Linked DNA regions of Mus musculus: region 2 is linked to region 1. Evidence: chromatin contacts called from ENCODE POLR2A ChIA-PET data. All regions are on one chromosome and are shown on one strand. Each heading gives the region's core, a stretch centred on a gene start or an enhancer-like site at or near the end of the contact. The rest is flanking DNA. Distances are from core to core; before and after follow the strand shown.

Region 1 (6,746 bases), core at 2,475-4,974:
ATAAATAAATCTTAAAAAAAAAAAAAAAAAAAAAAAAAAGTGTTAAAGGACGCAGTCGCATGTGCTGGGAAGGCCAATTTGGGACTAGCCTAGGCTGTGCCTCTATCACTAATGTCATCAGGATTGCGCCCTTCTTGGGTTCTCCATCCCAGAATACTCAGATGTTAGAGAGAATAAGTATTTATGAAAAGGCCCTGCAGGCAGGCAATGCCTGGAATTTTGGTGGCAGTTTGCCTTTTCTGAATTTCTTTTTTCTTTTTTTTTTTTTAATCTCACTGATTTGTGGAGTGCCCCTTGTGTTCAGGGTAAGAGAAGGACCCGGGTCTCTCTTTCCTTTTATGTCCAGTCCATCTGGTGCCTTTTTCTTGGGCTTTCCCCTCTCTGATCTCAGTGCCTAACTTGATAGATTCTATTCTTTCCTCAAAAGTGCCCGAGGATTTCCATCTGGAACGTCAAAGAAATAAGCAGCTGTCTTGCTTGCCTCTTCTGTCCTTGAGTGCGCTGTCAGTGTTGATTGCTGTGGTCATTTGTTCTGGGAACTCCACCTTTGAGCCTTATGCAGGCACACAGCAGCCCAAGCACTCAGGATGCAGGCCAATCTGTGAGTTTGAAGCTGGCCTGGTCTACATAGCAAGCTCCAGGCCAGCCACACATGGAGGCACTCTTTCAAAAAAGGTGGTGGACGGGCAGCTTGCTTTAGAAGACAGAAACACACAACACCTGATGGAAGGCGCTTGCTTCTCTAGCTTACTCAGCAGCAGGAATTCAGTTGTGTAACAACTGCATGTTTATTGTAGTGGCAGTGACCTAGGTAACTAGCCTGTCTGTTTCCTAGTGTCCTGGCCAGGGGCCATTGCTAGGGGTGCTCACGATGGCATCTGCGATAGTGTAGTCTAGGATGTTCCAGTCTCCTAAACTTCCAAGTCCAGTCTGTGGCACTGTGGGGAATCTGGGAAACCCCTAGTTACCTCTTAAGGCAGGGAAGGCTTCTTAAAAGTGGCGCTGATGACATTTTGGACCTCTGAGCTGTTGTGTGAGGAGGCTATCCAGAGTGGTGTAGGATATTTAATAAGTATCCCTGGTCCCCACCTGTTAGATGCCAGGAGCAGTCCCCCAGCTAGGACAGCTAAAAATGTCTCTAACCATTACTAGATGTCTCTCAGGTTGGCAGTCCTCCATTCTCCTCTGCCCTCCAGAGATATGTCGAGGACTTCTAAGGGTGAGCCTCATGGGGTTTATCCTCTCTTTTAGACTTTTTCTTCTCTTCTTTAGATGAATAGGTATTTTGACCTAGCTTCCCTTTTCTGGGCATTTCTTCTTGGACAATCAAACTCTCTAGATTTTAGCATCTGCCCTACTACCAACCGGCAGCCATCATTATGTCTGTTTCAGCTCGTTCCAGCTAAACTCTTGATTAGTCCAACTGGAGAGCCTCCTAGAGGCAGTAACATCTGAAAGATGGTGGAGGACGCCTGAAGGCAAAGCTCTCAGAGGAAGTCAATGAGAAATATTTCTACGATGTACCAATCCATGGTAGGTATCTGGATGTAACAGTCACTTAGCACAGTCTCTTCGAATAACAACCTAGCTCCTGAGGAGTAGCTTGTACAGTGTGACAAGCTGTCATCCCAGTGGGAGCTAGGTGCCAGCTGAAGGGACATTCAGTTATGTGGACAAAGCTGGAGGGAGATGTCTTTTTTGCTGAGGTGTGGGACCAGTGTGGTGGCCATCCTGTTACAATTTCTTTTTTTTTTAAAGATATACTTATTTTATTTATATGAGTACACTGTAGCTGTCTTCAGACACACCAGAAGAGGGCATCAGATCCTGTTACAGATGGTTGTGAGCCACCATGTGGTTGGTGGGAATTGAACTCAGGACCTCTAGAAGAGCAGTCAGTGCTTAACCAACTGAGCCATCTCTCTAGCACCTCCCCCCACCCACCTTACCATTTCTAATGAGCCTCCTTTTGTCCTTTCCCAGGCCAGTTGCTAAGCACACACATGAAGGTCAGAGAACTTCTGAGAATCAGGTCTCTCCACCTATGTGAGTCCCAGGGGTTGATTTCAGGTCAGCAGGCTTAGCCAAAAGCACCGCACTGAACCATCTTGCTGGCCCCAGGCCAGAGTCGTGATATCCAGCCCCTTGTTAGTCTCATCTTATCTTTACTTTTCCTTGGCTAGTCTGTCTTGTGTGTGTGTGTGTGTGTGTTTTGTTTTGTTTTTGTTGTTTAGTGATTTGATTTTGTTTTGTTTTTTTGAGGCAAGGTTTCACACACACAAAAAAAATTCAGGCCACTCTGGACAGCTTCCCCAACCCCACCTAGAAACCCTGTCTCTTGCTCAGTTCTTTGCTATTTCTTGTCCCCCAGCAGAGGCGCCTCTCCCAGTAAATCTCTCCTGTGAGACTTGTTGTGATGTGACTTTGTGGGTATTCCCAGGCGCCTGATTGCCAGGATCTTTTTCCCTCTCAGAGCTGCAATACCTTCACTGGAGACCCTTTCCCCCTCAGAGCCTGCTGGAACACTTCATCCCAGAAGTTAAGAGCTGTTTGCTTGCCACGGAAATCAAATAAATGTGACAATGACAACTGTGGTCTTGTGCTGTTTTAAAGATGACAAACCAGGCTTATCAGCAAACAGTTGCTTAGCCAGCCCAGGAGCAGGAAGTGGCTTATTGGATATGCAGGTCTCCCCACAGAGCCTTCAGCTCTGACCCCCTAAGAACAACTGCCTCAGACTCACAAGAAGCTCTTCCTATGTATGCCATGAAAACCTTCTTCCTCTCAGTATACACTTAGGTCCTTTCTCAGATGTCCATTCCAGCATTTCTTTTTTTTAACGATGCCCTGATATTCTACTGTTTGGAGGTAATTTATGTACCTGATGCCTTACTGTGTTACTGTTTTCCCGTTAGAGAACTTTGTGATGAATGTCTTTGAATACATGTACTTAATAGCATTCCTCGGAACACTAATCTTTTTGTTTCTTCGGATAAGTTCTTGGAAGCGTGCACCTTTGTGTGCAGTGTGACCGACTACCTGTAAGATGATGCAGTGAGGTGACTGCAGGAGTGGGGCCTCACCTGGAGAGACCATTGAACAAATGACCTTGTCTGAAGGCCTTAGAATGATCGAGGTTTCCCAAAATTGAGGGCCAGTTGTAAAATGTTCACAATACTCAGGTGATCTCAAGACCCTGTTAAGTCTCGGATGGGATAAGTGTGACTTAGGGTCTGGATAGCCTATCCCAGAATGTTAGGGTACTATGATTCTACCCAGAGCTAGGGGGAGGGAAGAGGCAACTGGGGAGATGACGTAATGTGCTCCTAGAGTAAAGGGGGCGGTGGTAGAAGGTAGCGCCGGACAGCGGTGCGTTAACCCTTCTATTTCCGGGCTCTCGACAAAGTTGCTCCTGGAGCTGATCCAACGGAAAAGTAGCGGCTCCTTTAAGCCAGAAGAAGGCTGGGACGAGGACCCGGCGGCTACTCTCCGCTGGCGCTTGGATGCCGTGAGGGGCGGAGTCCCGCTATGCAAATCTGAGCTGCTGATCGATGACGCACCATCACCCCATGAGCCGCTTCGCGCGCCGATTGGCTAATGCAAGCCTGGTCCCATTGACAACAAACTTGGGGGTGCGGAGGCTCGGGGCGGGGCTGCAGTGGGCGCGGCCCGGGGCGGGGGAATTCTGCCCCGCCCCTTCCGTGGAGTCGGGGCGCAGCTCAAACATGGCGGCGGTTGGCACGGGGCGGTGAGGCGGTACCAGGTGGGGGCTGTCGGGTGTCATGGGCGGTGGCGGCGGTACCGCCTCCGCGTCTCCCTGAGCTGGACCTCACGGGGGACTCTGCGCCAAGCTGGGCGATGGATGAGAGCAGCGAGCTGGGCGTTCTGGAGACCATGGAGACCCTCACGGAGCTGGGCGATGAGCTGACTCTCGGGGACATCGACGGTGAGTGGCGGCGGCTGGGTGGGAGTGCGGGGGGCGCGCGGGGAGGAAGGGGTTACGGCGGCGCTCGCGGGTGCGCGTGCGCCCACCCCGCGATCGCCCCGGCGTGCGCGGGAAGGAACCCGCGGGGGCCGGGCTGCCCGGGAGGTTCCCAGTTCTTCTGGCTCCAGAGTCTGAGCCCGGGTCGTGACGCAGGGCTCCCGGTGGCTGAGGAGTCGTGGGCGCCGCGGGGCCCGAAGCGGGGCTGGGGGCGTCGCGAGTGCCGCCAGAGGAGAAAGCGAGGCGGCTGCCTCCCTCGCGCGCCCACACGCGCTCTGGTTTGTCCGGTCTTCGCCGGCGTCCCGCGTCGCACCTGTCACTCCCTGCCTGGCCACTGGAGCGGCTTCGGGATTTCCCGGACTGCGCTCCCGGGCTCGGCTCCCCCACGCCCCCGCTCTTTTCGGGATTGACTGACAGCCGGGTCTGCGGGCGCTCTGGAAAACTTTGGGCAACAGCTGCAAAAAGCAAGTTACTGATGGAGTGGACAGAGACCGCAGAGTGCGGCGGCCTTGGATGGAGACCCGGGCGCTCCTGCTGTCGCACTGCAAAGGGAGTTGAGCAGCAAGAATTTTGAGTTGTGGCCCCTCGGGTACAGACTAGGGAGCTGGTGGCCTTTGTTTCGGCGGCCTTAACAGCGAAGTGGAAGAACTGGTAGGAGCCCAGGGAACCTCTCTTAAAATTCTCTCACTTTTCAGCCACGGGAAGGAAGGTTTGGAGAGGGTCCCAGACTTGCCCGCGGTCATCATGCTGGTTAACAAAGCCCAGTTCTTTCTGTTTCTGAGCCACTATTAGTTTCTTTCCACTCCACCTTTAAGAAAAATAGGCTAGTAATTAAGTCATTCTCAGTAGTCAGGGCTCTTCTGAAGTTCTCAGTCCCAAATACTTTGCGTTAGTTCATTTATTCAATCCCGCTGAATTGGGTATCGCTCAGTTTTGCCGGAGGTGTCGTTTAAGGTCACTTACTTTAGAGAGTCCAGAACTCCTAGGCAGTGACTCAGTTTATGGAATGTTACTACACCTAGAATCTAGAACCTTGCAGGCAGATGTGATGGCCACATCCTCGCTTCGCAGGCGAAGAAGCAGGTAGAAGGTTCTCTCGTGGAGAAAGGAGTGACAACAGTTGTTTAAAGAAGGTGTTGGCCAGGTGCCTGTTTTGCTTTTGTAGCATTTTGTAGCATTTTTCCCTTAGGGTTCGCCCTTACTTCTCATTTTGGTCATCCAGACAGTGTGACAAGCCCGTGTATTGGAAGTTCCACTTTTAACCACAGATTCTTCCACCAAGGATCGCTAAACACTAAGATAGGTTAACGAATGGGAGGGGTTACTCCTTGGAACGTGGGAGTGGCTAAAGTGTTTTGAGCACCCAGGTACAAGATAAAAGTGTTAAGCACTCACACAGGTTCCCAATACTTATCACAGCCCTGTCAGATAAAGATGGATGTCAGACTGGCCATCTCCCCTCACCGTTGTTGGGACTGAAGCCCAGCGCTGTTCATTAGCATACCCAGGGTTCCCTAGTCAGTAAGGATGTCTAAAACTGCCTGCCAGCAGGTACAAGAGAAAATTCATCTTGGTCTTTTTTTTTTTTTTTTTTTTTTTGTACTTACATTTTATAATGATCTTTATTTGTCTGCGTTTTCAGTCTATTAAATCATCTTAGCGGTTAATATTAACCTTATAGATTGCTAAGTCTCACGGAAAATTTTAGGACCACCTGGGGTTTTGTATGTGCCTAGGGCAGCAAGTGCAAGTCAGAGGTGGGAAAGCTTCCTTGAAGGCTAGTTTACCAGAAAGATCACACCAAGGAGATAGCCATTGACCTTAAAAGACAAGAAGAACCAGTTGAACAAAGCTAAGGACACCGGGCTAGTTGGAAGTGTCCCCTGAACCCTCTGTTCTCCTGAGCAGGTTACTGGAGGGGCGGGGGGCGTGGTACGACGGGACAAGGGGACAAACCACCTTTCTTTTTCTTCCCTCTGTTCTTTGCACCGAGAACAGCCCTTGGGACAGTGAGAATGCTCACTGTTTATGGAATGTCTGTATGAGTACCTGGGACAGGATACTAAACGGTATTAGGTATAGTTTCCATGATTGGATCAGGGTGAGCAGCCCATGTGCATCCAAGAGGAGGAAGAGGAGAGGTGATATGAATGCACTTTTGTAACTGGAAGCCTAAAAGTCTCATGGCTGCCTTCAGGAGCTCAAGGAGCTGTGAGTCCAAGACCAACAGGGTCTCTTCTTAGTCGGAGAGCTTTACGTTCTTTAAGTTCTTCTTTCTTTTTTTTTTTTTTTTTTTTAAAGATTTATCTATTTATTATGTTTAAGTACACTGTAGCTGACTTCAGACAATCCAGAAGAGGGAGTCAGATCTTGTTACAGATGGTTGTGAGCCACCATGTGGTTGCTGGGATTTGAACTCCAGACCTTCGGAAGAGCAGTCGGGTACTCTTACCCACTGAGCCATCTCACCAGCCCTAAGTTCTTATTTCTTTGGGGTAAAATAAATGGTCACTGACCTGGAAATATAGTTCCATGGCAGGGTGCTTGCCTGGAATTCATAAATTTATGAGTTTGATACCTACTACCACAAAGACAATGCAATTGAGCACAGTGGAGCATAAGCCATCTCAGCTTTCAGAAGCTGAGGCAGAGGGGTCACCTCATGTTCTAAGACCAGCCCAAACAACTTAGTGAGACCCTCATCTCAAACTAAAAAAGAATGCTGGAGGGGGGAGGGGCAGCTCAACAGTAGAACTCTTGCTTA
Region 2 (6,746 bases), core at 2,067-4,566, 1.0 Mb after region 1:
CTACAGTTGCCAAAATAATATTAGCTGTTCTCAGAGAAATAACCATAACAAGATTAGAAATCACCCTACCACACCCCACACTGAATTCTGAGAAAGACCACAGACCCCCCCTGACCTTGCTAGGATTCCCTGTGATGTTAATAGCTGTGACGTTAATAGCTGATCCATAAGTTCAAAATGTACTATTGCTTTGCTGACCAACTCATAATAACCCACCACGAGGCAAGCAAAGTGAGTCACCAGGCCAGAGGTAGTCGCTATGCAAACCAACCAATGCCTGAAAGGGTTACTTGCTACACCAATTAGAATAAGCCAGTTACCCTGTTGCTCAAATCTGTCCCTTACAAAGGTATAAAAAGTGTGTTCTTTCTTTGTTCTCGGTCTCTCCTCTGGCCTGCGTGCTAGAGTCCCCAACATGTTGGATCAATAAAAATCCTCATGCGGTTTGCAGCGATGGTGGTCTCTGTGGACTTTGTGAATGAGGGTCTTTTGACAAACTCCAACAGTGTGTGGCAGGTTCACAATCTGTTCTCCCTGAAGCTGTCCCCACTGCTTCACATAAGACTGCACATCCCAAGACACACCAAATAGGTTTTATAGACGGCAGGCATCAGGAACTGAGGGGACCATCTAACGGCAGAGCCTAGTAACAGTTAGCAACCTGTAGGCCTGAGCAGGTTCAGCTATGCTGGACAACCCAGAGCCAACTCCACCCCATTTACCTGAGGGAAGATCTGTGAGAATTGAGAAAACAGCAGAGTGGGGTTAATAAAATGAATGAGTCCCATATTTTGTGTCCACCTAGACTAGCAATTCTCAACCCATCGGTAGAAAGAGACTGCTTTGGAATTGAACCACACTTTCACAGGGATCACCTAAGACCAGGAAAACTGACTCGTTACGACCTGTAATAGTATGAAAACTAGTTATGAAGTAGCAAAGAAAATAATTCATGCGGCTGGAGAGATGGCTCAGTGGTTAAGAGGACTGACTCCTTTTCGGGAGGACCTGAGTTCAATTCCCAGCACCCACATGGTGGCTCACAACCATCTGTAATGGAATCCAACACCCTCTTCTGGTGTGTCTGAAGACAGCAACAGTGCACTCACATAAAGTATAAATAAATCTAAAAAAAAGAAAAGAAAAGAATTCATGGAGGGGGTCACAGCCTAAACAGTTCTCAGCCTTCCACCATCACCAGCCACATCCGCCTTGGAATTGCTTTTGGGAATGTCCATGGTCCTCCCTTGTTGCAGACATGAACCAATATAACTGATGTCTGTGCAAGTTTAACATGAAACTAAAATAACCATGAAGAAGTGCAAATAAAATGTCATGGAGTGTCTGAAACACACTGCTGACCTCTGCAAGAAAACACATATTACAGGCCACCCCAAACTCCTCACTAGTGTGACCTCCTCCCCAGCACCCATGTAATTGGTTTTGTCTTTAAAAACAATGTATCCCCAAGCATGGTCACTAAGTGACTGACTCATGGCCTAGCCATCAATAAAAGGTCTCAAAACTTTTTTTGGTTTTGTTTGTTTGTTTTTTTGAGACAGGGTTTCTCTGTGTAGTCCTGGCTATCCTAGAACTCACTCTGTAGACCAGGCTGGCCTCGAACTCAGAAATCCGCCTGTCTCTGCCTCCCAAGTGCTGGGATTAAAGGCGTGCACCACCACTGCCCCGCTCAAAACTTTTAAATGGCTTAATCATTGTGGGTGTCAATCTCTCTTACGACCCAGAAGACATGTGACAATAAGAGCTGGTGAGCTGGGTGGCACTGAGATTGGAGGGAGCTTGTCTCCTTTCAGTGTAGGAGGCAACAGTGTTTACTAGACACAGGCGTAGGGAAGGATTGGCATAGCTGAGCAGATCAGTGTCTGGGAAAACAGTTCCTTAAAAAAATAAAAAGGTTTATTTATTTTATGTATGTGAGTACACTGTTACTGTCTTCAAACATAGCAGAAGAGAGTACATCAGATCTCATTACAGATGGTTGTGAGCCACCATGCTGCTGGGAATTGAACTCAGGACCTCTGGAAGAGCAGTTGGTGTCTTAACTGCTGAGCCATCTCTCCAGCCCCAGGAAAACAGTTCCTGACACCTACAGCAGTGTATCTATATGCCTGCTGACCACGGGCCGACTTAACCACTTTTTCACCTGCACATTTATAAAAGCTAGAAATGGCTATCGATGTTTAAGAGTATGTTGAGTCTGACTGTCTCACTTAAGACATCAGGGCATACATCCATGAATGCCAATGCCACCCTCTTGGAACTGTTTTGTCTGTCTTTGCCTGAGGCCAACTCAGTTGGGGCACTCGGTGGCCTTGGGAAAGTCTTTCTCTCTGGCTCCAGCTTTCCCGTTTGTGAAATGCGGAATAAAATAGTTAAGCAACAGCGGAGCGCCTGGAGCACCAGCTACTCAAGAGACTGAGGCAGGAGGATGGATTTGAGATCAGGAGTTCCTGGATAACATGGAGGACGCCGGCTCTCAAAACGGAAACAAACTGGCCTGTCATCTCAGCCCTTGAGAAACGGGAGGAGGAGGGAGACTCTTGGCGTTTTAAGGCCAGCCTCGGAGACGCAGCGAGTTCGAGGCTCGCTCCGGCTATGTGAAAGCCGGCCTCAAGAGAAAACAAAACGATCAGACAACCATTACAGATATCACAGTGAAAGGAACAAGGCGTCTCGCCTATGAAAGAGCTCTTTGCTTAAAACGGGTCGGGCTAAGCACCGTGGCATAGGAGAACCAGCAGAACTGGCCATAAACAGCTCTGGGCTGGCGGCTCCTCCGCTCAACTTCCGCCCTCTTAACTCCCAGGACCTAAAGGCCGAGCGGAGACGGCGCCACCGTGGTCCCCCCGGACCCGATCCTCCGGGGAGCAAGGCCCTGGCCCGCCCAGCCCTCGGCTCGCCTGCGATCGGGCCTCCCGGGCCTCCCGGGCCCAGCAGCCAGTGGACCGACCAGCAGCTGGGCCCGCGCGGCCGGGCCAATAAGGAGCGCGGCGGACGCAGGGGGCGGGCGCAAGCGGCGTCGCCCCCCGGAGCCGCTCCCTCCTCCGCCCCCGAACCCCAAGAAGCAGCGAGGCCCCTACGAGCCTCGAGGAAAAGGGAAAGGGCCGCTCACCGTCCCTTGGCCGCCGTCCCGCGCTTCCGGATGAGCTCGTCCAGCGAGAGATCGGCCATCTTGCGGCGCGCAGCTAGCGGAGAACGGAGGAGAAGCCGACTGCGGCGAGCCCGCCCCGCGGCCGGAGTCAAGAGCGGCTTCCGGCAACCCGGACGGCCAACTCTCGCGACAGCTCAAACGAAAAGCTCGAGACGGAAGGGGTGGAGCCTCTCTCCCCGTGAGCCTTTGCGGTGCTCGCTTCTAATTTGCATGGAGGAGTCCGGAGCCTTATGGGCTCTCTCTCCCCCCTCCTCCTTTTGCTAATGAGGAATTAGAATTATATCGATCATAAACCATTAAAAAGCATTATCAAGAGGACAAGTCTTTTAGTCATACAGCCGATCGGACACTCACCATACTTGTAATGAGAATATAATTTCTTACCCCTGAGGAACGTAGACACGTTCCTCATGCCTTAAACTTATGAGTAAGGAAAATAACGATTCGGGGTGACGCCCGAGTCCTCACTGCTTATGTGAGAAGAATTTTTGAGCGGGTATAGGTTGCAATCTGAGGCGACCCGCCTACTTTGCGGGATGCCTGGGTGACGCGATCTGCCCGACCCCCTAATTCTACAAGAATAGAAAGCTTAGCAGCTCCTCTGAATGGTTGCTCTCAGGTGCTAGTGGTTGCAAGTCGTATGTTGATGCCTGCCTTTGCCCTACCTGGTGTGTGAGCGTGAGCGCGCCCCACCTCTCCAGCCTCTCTCTTACTGTTTTTCAGACAAGATGGGACTGTTGTTCTCCTACTGCTATGTACCTCAATTTCAATTGATCATGCCTGGACATAACTGCCCATGTTGTAAGGTCGTCTACGTTGTAAGGTCGTGCTCAGTTTCTGATGCCTAGACTAGTCACCTTTCCGTTTGCCTCCTGACTGTGTAAATGAGGCAAATGAAGGTGGTCTCTTAACTGACATGTTAGTGTTTGACCTATGGGATAGTTTCTCATTGTTGAGACAGAATTTCTAGAAGCTGGTCCGCTGAGCGGCTAAGAGCACTTGCTGATATTGCAAAGGATCTACCTGGGTTTGGTTCTCAGCACTCACATGGAAGTTCACATGTAACTCCAGTGCCAGGAGATTCAATGCCTTCTTGACCTCCCAGGCTATTGCATACATATACATACATACATACATACATACATACATACATACATATATGTGTATACAGGCAAAACACTCATAAACATAAAAATAGATAATTTTTTCAAAAATAAAAACATGATGCTCTTGGGTCAGTTTCTCATGTTCCCTTGAAAATGTACATGTTGGGGCTGGTGAGATGGCTCAGTGGGTAAGAGCACCCGACTGCTCTTCCGCAGGTCCAGAGTTCAAATCCCAGCAACCACATGGTGGCTCACAACCATCCGCAACAAGATCTGACTCCCTCTTCTGGAGTGTCTGAAGACAGCTACAGTGTACTTACATATATTAATAAAATAAATCTAAAAAAAAAAAAAAAACTATCTGCCATATGGAACATTTAAAAAAAATGTACATGTTATGAAAGGAAGGCCTTCCTAAGAGACAAGAATCAGTTTCCCACAAGAATATTCACGAGCTTGGCTCAGGAATCCCAGGCTACTAGTTTGAAATGCCCTATGACTGAGGCTTTGGCAAAGTGGGGACTTTGATCAACCTGGACTGCCCCCATTCTCAGGACATAGACTCTACAACTGGAACCCCATCCCTGCTGCCAGGGCCTGAACTACAGGTCCACTACCGGGTCAGCCATTAAAAAACAAAACAAAACAGAGCATCAGGGTTCAATGGAAGGCTTGGCAGGATCCAGGAAAACCCTAAGGTTCAGCATCCGATACTGGAGAAGCATCCTGGTCCTGGTGGTAGAACTGCGAGTGGGTCTAGACTTGATCTCTTTAAGTAGAGAACACCAGCATACAACACACTCGTACCTCTACGTGCACACGAGGAAGAGAATCCCAGGGTGGGTAAAGGTTTAACCTCACTGCTGGGGCCAAGTTGAGCTATGCAGAATATAGGAACAGGCCAGAGGGGTCTTGCCTATAAGGTCCTAACTCCTCTAACAGTGAAGTTGTTAAAATGTTTTCCTTCAGTACATGGGACTATAAGGAAATTATCTGTAATGGCTGGTCCTGGTTGTCAACTTGACTCTATCTGGAATGAACTACAATCCAGAATTGGAGGGCTCACCTGTGATCCAGATCTTGAGGCTGGGAGATACAAGTTTCTGACTTGGATCTTGGCATGGAGATCTTGAGGCATAGTGGCTATGAATCCCAGGAGACTAAGGCAAAGAGATCTCTGAGTTCAAGGTCAGCCTGGGACAAAACAAGTCCCAGATTCAGGCATGGTGGTACACACCGTTAATCTGGGTCACACCTTCTGATGGAGGCCTACATAAGGACATTGGAAGAAGAAAGATTCACTCTTTGCCGGCTTGCATTTGCCAGCACATCTTTTGGAATCTACTAGCCTTGTGTGACTGAGCAACTACTAGATCCTTGGACTTCACAGCTGACCACTGTTGGGGAGTTGGACTACAGACTGTAAGTCGTCATAACAAATCCCCTTACTATGTAGAGACTATCCATAAATTCGGTGACTCTTTTTGGAGTTGGGACTAGGGTGAGGCTTTTTGGGGGGGGGCAGTTCCACTGACCTCCATGACAATGGGGTTCCCTGATCAGGCTATCCATGTTTGTGCAGCAGACACTTCCTAGTCAGCCCCCCCCCCCCCAGCTTTCCCCAGTTTTTAGAAGCAGCTTCTTCCAACCATAGAGCTCTCAGCTCACATTCACCACCTGAACATCTGCTCCAGCAGGACCAGGTCGTCACAGCCCAACCATCTCGGCAGAGGTGGCATGCTGGCTGGTTCTGTGTCACCTCAACACAAGCTAAGAGTCATTGAAAGATCCTGACACAGAAAGGTCACAGAAGCCCTGAAATTGGCAAGATAGATGTCACTGTTAGCAGAACTAGCTTCACTGATTTAGAAAAATAGAGGCGCACAATGCTCTGGCCACTCCTTGAACCTGTGTGTCTGCCAATGTTTTGACCGTTCCTTGACTCATGTGTGTGCCCACTGATGAAGCCCATTGCCAGGTGTTTGTGATATTGGTTGCTGAGAAAGAGTCAGAAAATCTCCCTAGCAACCACAGCCCAGCCAATCCTGAGTTGCTGCACCTGCACCAAACTCTTTCCTTGTACCCCTCCCATACCCATTTCTTGAGAATAGACATTGTTTAGATCTGGAAATCCCCTACTCTCCCCCTTCTCCTTTCCCCCCTGAGGGCCTATAAAAACTGGGACCTCTTTTCCTTCGAGGTCGACTCCTCTACCCCTGCGTGGGATATGAGTCATCCCCAGAGCTCTGGCTTTCCCCGAATAAAGCCTCATGTGGTTTGCAACAAGTTCGGTCTATCGTGAGTTCTTGGGTGTCCGCTATTGTCCTGAGGCCTGAGCGAGGGGCTCCTTTCAGAGTCTTTCAAGTCATCAGAGAGGAAGGAGCCTCAGCTGAGGAAACGCCAATGCTGTGAGATCCAGCTGTAAGGCATTTTCTCAATTAGTGACCAATTGCGTAGGGCCCAGGCCA

Evidence for each region. ChIA-PET counts read pairs that join two places held with the same protein, here RNA polymerase II (POLR2A).
Region 2: POLR2A ChIA-PET joins it to region 1 with 19 read pairs in embryonic stem cell. The contact joins the promoter of Poldip3 here to the promoter of Srebf2 in region 1. POLR2A ChIA-PET finds 5 or more read pairs at or near these places in 4 of 5 experiments (Patski and embryonic stem cell).

What each region holds. Positions count from the first base shown.
Region 1 is chr15:82,143,545-82,150,290 of GRCm38, forward strand. Srebf2 (sterol regulatory element binding factor 2) reads left to right here and starts at 3,725. Exons shown (of 19, transcript NM_033218.1): 1 at 3,725-3,946. The coding sequence starts at 3,859.
Region 2 is chr15:83,146,062-83,152,807 of GRCm38, forward strand. It overlaps Poldip3 (polymerase (DNA-directed), delta interacting protein 3), which reads right to left and starts at 3,317. Exons shown (of 9, transcript NM_178627.4): 1 at 3,134-3,317. The coding sequence starts at 3,192. Rnu12 (RNA U12, small nuclear) reads left to right here and starts at 3,584; the gene lies at 3,584-3,733.